Linked DNA regions of Homo sapiens: region 1 is linked to region 2. Evidence: chromatin contacts called from ENCODE Hi-C data. All regions are on one chromosome and are shown on one strand. Each heading gives the region's core, a stretch centred on a gene start or an enhancer-like site at or near the end of the contact. The rest is flanking DNA. Distances are from core to core; before and after follow the strand shown.

Evidence for each region. A loop is a pair of places that touch in the nucleus more often than their neighbours do. Pooled maps may share reads with other maps.
Region 1: a map of naive thymus-derived CD4-positive, alpha-beta T cell shows a loop between it and region 2 (2.9-fold over the local background). The contact joins two enhancer-like sites. A Hi-C loop is called at or near these places in 7 of 168 maps with a recorded cell type or tissue (CD4-positive, alpha-beta memory T cell, CD8-positive, alpha-beta T cell, GM12878 and 2 more), 4 of 37 single-sample maps with no recorded cell type and 15 of 50 pooled maps.

Annotation. Positions count from the first base shown.
Region 1 is chr4:114,076,433-114,079,132 of GRCh38, forward strand. No RefSeq gene overlaps it. Among named protein-coding and RNA genes, the nearest start is that of ARSJ, 98 kb to the left of the region's middle. Within about 2 kb of position 1,364, at least 2 of the 41 ENCODE cell types and tissues checked have a DNase peak (open chromatin) inside an H3K27ac peak, as active enhancers do.
Region 2 is chr4:113,635,295-113,637,994 of GRCh38, forward strand. All of the region lies in intron 3 of CAMK2D (calcium/calmodulin dependent protein kinase II delta), which reads right to left. Among named protein-coding and RNA genes, the nearest start is that of CAMK2D, 130 kb to the right of the region's middle. Within about 2 kb of position 1,362, at least 8 of the 41 ENCODE cell types and tissues checked have a DNase peak (open chromatin) inside an H3K27ac peak, as active enhancers do.

The DNA of each region.
Region 1 (2,700 bases), core at 114-2,613, 440 kb after region 2:
TGTAACAACATGGATGCAGCTGGAGGTCATTATCCTAGGTGAGTTAATGCAAAAACAGAAAATCAAATACCACATGTTCTCACTTATAAATGGGAGCTAAACATTGGGTTCTCATGGAGACAAAGATGGAAACAATAAACACTGGCTATTCTAAAAGGGTGAAAGGGGACAAGGAAATAAGAGTTGAGAAACTACCTATCAGGTGCTTTGTTCACTACTAGGCTGATGGGATTACTAGAAGCCAAAACTTCAGCATCATGCAATATACTCATAAAGCAAATCTGCACATGTACCTCCAAATCTAAAATTAAATTAAAAATAAGAAAAAGAATTGTGATAATATATACCCAAAGCATAATACTGAAAACAATCCAATCTGTATTTTATCAGTGACTTGTTCTAAACTTATAACTGTAAACATTTGTATGAATAAAACTGATTAAAGTAAAAAAAAAATTTAAAAAAATACTGTTGCCTTTCTTGTACCAGACTCTTTACAGATGAAAGGCCTAGGTGTGATTAAAAAATGTTTTTTTTAAAAAAGGTAAAGTTATAGCTACTGGAATGAGACACATCAATTTTGTGGCAGTGAAGGGAAAACAATGACTTTGGCATGGGAAAGAAATTACTCAGACCACAGAAAATACTGGAAAGGGAAGGATATTAATCATCTTTTTTCTTTTGGAATCAGCCCTATAGCCTTTCTCATGAATGAGAAATGACTTGGGTGGCTTTTCCAAACTGTTGCAATTAAATTTAGCATACTGGTGAATCTTCTGTCCTCTGCTAGACAGCTTTGAGTACAATTTGACAATCATTCCCCTTAATATTACTAAGAAATTTATTGGAAATAACAGAGGATGGCCCAAGCTCCTGCATCTTCCATGCAAAACATCCGTCACCACCTCCAGATGTCTGTATCAGCTCCACTCCTGGAGCTGCTGCTTGTTCCATGGAGCACACAAATCCCACCCAGCTATGGTATAAGGCAAGACAACTGCTTGGACTTACTTCCCTCACTCACTGTCTCCAAAACCAAAGGACTCAACTCAGTTTTTGAACTGAACTGGGAACCCTAAGATCCATCATGTGGATATGAGAACAATTTGGAAGCACCATTAACATGTGCTACCCCAACTGAGGGCTCAATTATTGCAAACAACCTTTTCTTTGTAGAGTCACCATATGTGTCTCTGGGACTGAACATTTTGTGTGGATTCTAGGCATTCATTTGCTTCCCTCCTGAAAACACAGCTACTTGTTCCTCTGAGGCAGTCATCTGAGACTATCTAGATTTTAAGGAATACCATCAGTAGATCACATAGTTATCAGATGACATGGAGTTCTTTCCAATATGAAGCTGCTGTTGCTTACTCTGGGGAGCTTCCTGGATGAATCACTGAGTCATTAATTACATGGCCCCTGTTGGCAGTCATCCCTGTGATACAAATCATTCATTTAGGAAAGCATTGTGAGAAATTTGTCCCTAACTTTAGCTAAAGCCCTGGAAGCCATGCAGTTTAGCCTCCTCTCACTGTCCAGGATTGTTACAGATGATAGAATTATCCTTACATGCCATTGTGGACTCTACAGTCACCAAGTGGAAAGGCCAATACAGAAAGTTAAACAGAAAGCCACCTCATTTTCTATTTTGGGATGAATTATGTTTCCCTAAAATCCATATGTTGAAGTCCTAACCCCTAGTACCTCAGGATGTAACTGTATTTGGAGATGAGGTCTCTAAAGAGGTTAAATAAGATCATTATGGTGCACCTTAAGGCAATATGACTGTGGTCTGTATAAATCAAGGAGATCAGGACACAAACACATGCAGAAGAAAGACCATGTGAAGACAGCCATCTGTAAGCTAAGGAGAAAAGTTCTCAGAAGAAACTAACCATTTTGACACTTTGATCTTGAACTTAAGTTAAAATGATGTTATTAGTGTGTGGTCCTGATCCTGTATGACTGGTGTCCTTATAAGAAGAAGAAGAAACACAAAGGCTTCATGAACATAGAGGAAAGACTATGTGAAGATACAGTAAGAAAACAGCCATCTTCGAGAAAAGAAGTGAGGCCCCAGGAGAAACAAAACCTGCTGACACTTTGATCTTCAACTTTCAGCCTCCAGAACTGTGAGAAAAATATATTCCTCTTGTTGAAGCCAACCTAATATGTGGTTACTTTGTTATGGCAGCCCTAGCAGTCTAAAACACTTTCTAAGGTAGACCTTAAGCATTTGTGACATCTGTGAAGCTATTTGAGTCCAGAACTCTAGGGGCCTGGTTGAGGTCAGTACTGCTAGTTGCTCTCATCCTGTGATAGCAGTGTTAATTAAATGTTGCATGGGACAAATGGAATGGATTTGGTTTGAGGCTTTGTGAGTCAAATTAATCAAAGTGGCTGATGGAATTGGGAAATGGTGTACTCATGAAAAAATTCACCAGAAGTTAAGATGATGTAAAAGTGAGGAGTGAATTTTGTTGGGACACAATAAGGTTGCCTCATGTTTTTTAGCATCTTGTGAGCAGAGGCACTGACTGACTATTCTGAATTATCTTTACACAGATGTTTGTATAGGAACAGCCTTGGGAGATAGAAAGATTATTTCCATTTGGAGTAAAGGGCCGGCATGCTTATTGTTCATAATACAAGATTTGAGTTCCCTAAGCTCAGGGTCTCTCTCCTGTATTGTAACTC
Region 2 (2,700 bases), core at 112-2,611:
TATATTATAATAATTTGACCAGTTATTATTAAGAACACAAGCCAAGTTAAGGTCTTTTCAAGCTCTAAAATCCTACAATTTGTGTGGGAAATTGTACTGCAATTAATGGGCACTGTAATAGATCCTTTATATATAGAATTTCTAATCCTTATAACAATGTGAAGTAGTCTTATTTCCAGCTTTACAGACTTATTTTCAGAAAAAGGAAGGAAAAGGAGCTTATTTCTGCAAAAACAGTACAATGGAGTATCCAGGACTCAAATACAAGTCCATTGTACTTGAAAGCTGGTACTTTCAAACTAGTCCCTGGCCTTCACAAATATGTTAGTATGTTAAATACTTGTACTTAACCCTTACAAGAAAATACAGTGGGCATAATGTGAATTAGGGAGTGGACAAATATAATAGTGGAGAAAATAAATATTCCCTGCTTATGCTTTCTAGTTGGTGCCTTTTTTGGTTTTAATGGGTAATCTGCATTTATGGTATATTGATAAAATTTGTAGTTTATCTGTAAAGGTTGAGAATGACCAATGTAGAAAGGATATGTTTTAGCAAATGCAAGTGCATATTGGACTGATAGCCTGCTGACAGGAGCTGTACAGCTATGCCTGTGGTTAAAGCAGGCATCTGCTTTGATTGGTTGGTTCTCAAGTCATACTGGTTATCAAATATTTTAAATAACATTCCTGTTGCATGCTGTCAACTTCTGATTTTATATTCCCAACCCTGAACTCTCTACCAGATTTCAGACTCACATCCAATGACGTCTTTGGCATCTCCAACTCAGGAGTCTAATAGGTATTCTAAAATTAATGTGCCGGTAACAAATCCTTTCATCTTCCCATCACAACATTCTACCTCACTCCCAGCTGTGTCCACCTCCACTGAGACAACTCTATCCTCACAGTTTCTCTGGATTTATCCTTGACCTCTCTCTGTCCATAATAACTCATATCCAATCCACCAGTACATTCAGCTCTACTTTCAAAGCACATCCTGCATCTGACCACTGTGTTCTATTTCCATTGCTGCTACCTCAATTCAAGCCACCGATTACTCCAACTGTCTCCTAGCAGGTCTTCCAGCCTCTGCTTTGGCCCTTGCAGTCCTCTTGCAGCATAGCAGCCAGAGTGATCCTCTTCAACCAGAAGTCAGATCAGCTCACTCCTCTCTTCAGAACTTGCTGAAGCCCTCCTATCCTTAATAATCTACTCGGACTGCCATAACAAAACACCATTAGACTGGTGGCTTACACAACATATTTATTTCTCACAGTTCCGGAGGCTGGGAAGTCCAAGATCAAGGTACAGGCAAATTTGGTTTCAGATGAAGACCTGCTTCCTGGCTTGCAGATAGATGGCCCCCTTGTCACTGTGAACTCAAATAGTGGAGAGAGAGCTCTAGTCACTTCCTCTTCTTATAAAAACACTCACGCTATCAAGGAGGTCCCATCTTCATGATCTCCTCTAAATCTAATTACCTCTAAAGGGCCCTATCTCTAAATACCATCACATTGGGGATTTGAACTTCAACATATGAATTGGGGAGGTGGGCACAAACATTCAGTCCATAACAATCCCACTCAGATGGAAAGTAAAGGTCTTCACAATGACCTAGGGCCCCTGCCCTACTTCCAGTCCCCTCACTCCACACCACACTATGCTGCATGGCCTGCAAGCTGCTCCCATCCTTGCCAGATAAACCCCCATCTCACTACCCCTTAGAGGCTCCTCCCTCAGGTATCTGCAAGGCATGCTCCCTGACTTCCTTCCACACTTGGCCCACTTACCATAATCTGACCACAATCTGACCACAATATGACAGGCTTTTTTTATTTGTTTATTCACAGCCCCTGTTCCCAGAATAGAAGCAGTATAAGGGCAAAGAATTTTGTCAGCTTTGCTTATTGATGTATCACAGGTGTACAGAAGAGTACCTAACATGACAGATATTAAAAAAGATTTGCTAAATGGATGAATAAATGTATGAGGACAATTTTGTAGGACACGTGTAATTCTAAATATACAATGATTTTCCTACAATTCTCAAAATAGTTCTATATTCAAAATGGAACATATCCCCCAATGTTTCATTTTGTTTTTCAAAATAATGTAAAATAAAATATATCAAATGGAATAAGAAAGTTGAGTGAGTGAGTCTAAGAGGGAGTTAAAGTCCCATTAGCAAGTTTCATAAACTTGTGAGTCCTTATCTTTCCTCCTGTGGTTTCATTTGTATTTGGTTTCAGAAATTCTCATCGAGGAAGCTAAATGCAATCTTTTGTTTTGGTTTGGGCACATAATCAAAAATTTTTAGCTGCAAGAAAACAGTAATCCAACTATTCAGGGGGTTTCCTTGAAATCTGTCCCTTAGAGATTTACTGTGGTATAAACTTGGATGTAAATTTCTATAAAATATCTACCTAGGAAGATATAATCTGAACTTTTTTCCTAGAAACTATAAAAGTACACATTTTTTTTTAATCCATAGGTTGGTTCCCAGGCCTCTACCATGCAGAGATAGGCTGCCTGGACATACCAGAGTTGAAATGTTTTTGAAATAATAATAAATACTAAATAATAATAAATACTAAATCTTTATACAGTTTCCAGGATTTGACACCAGTTTGTGGACCAAAAGCAAGAAAGAATAGCAGCCTTGTCCAAGCCCATCCTTAACCAAACATATAGCTCTCCA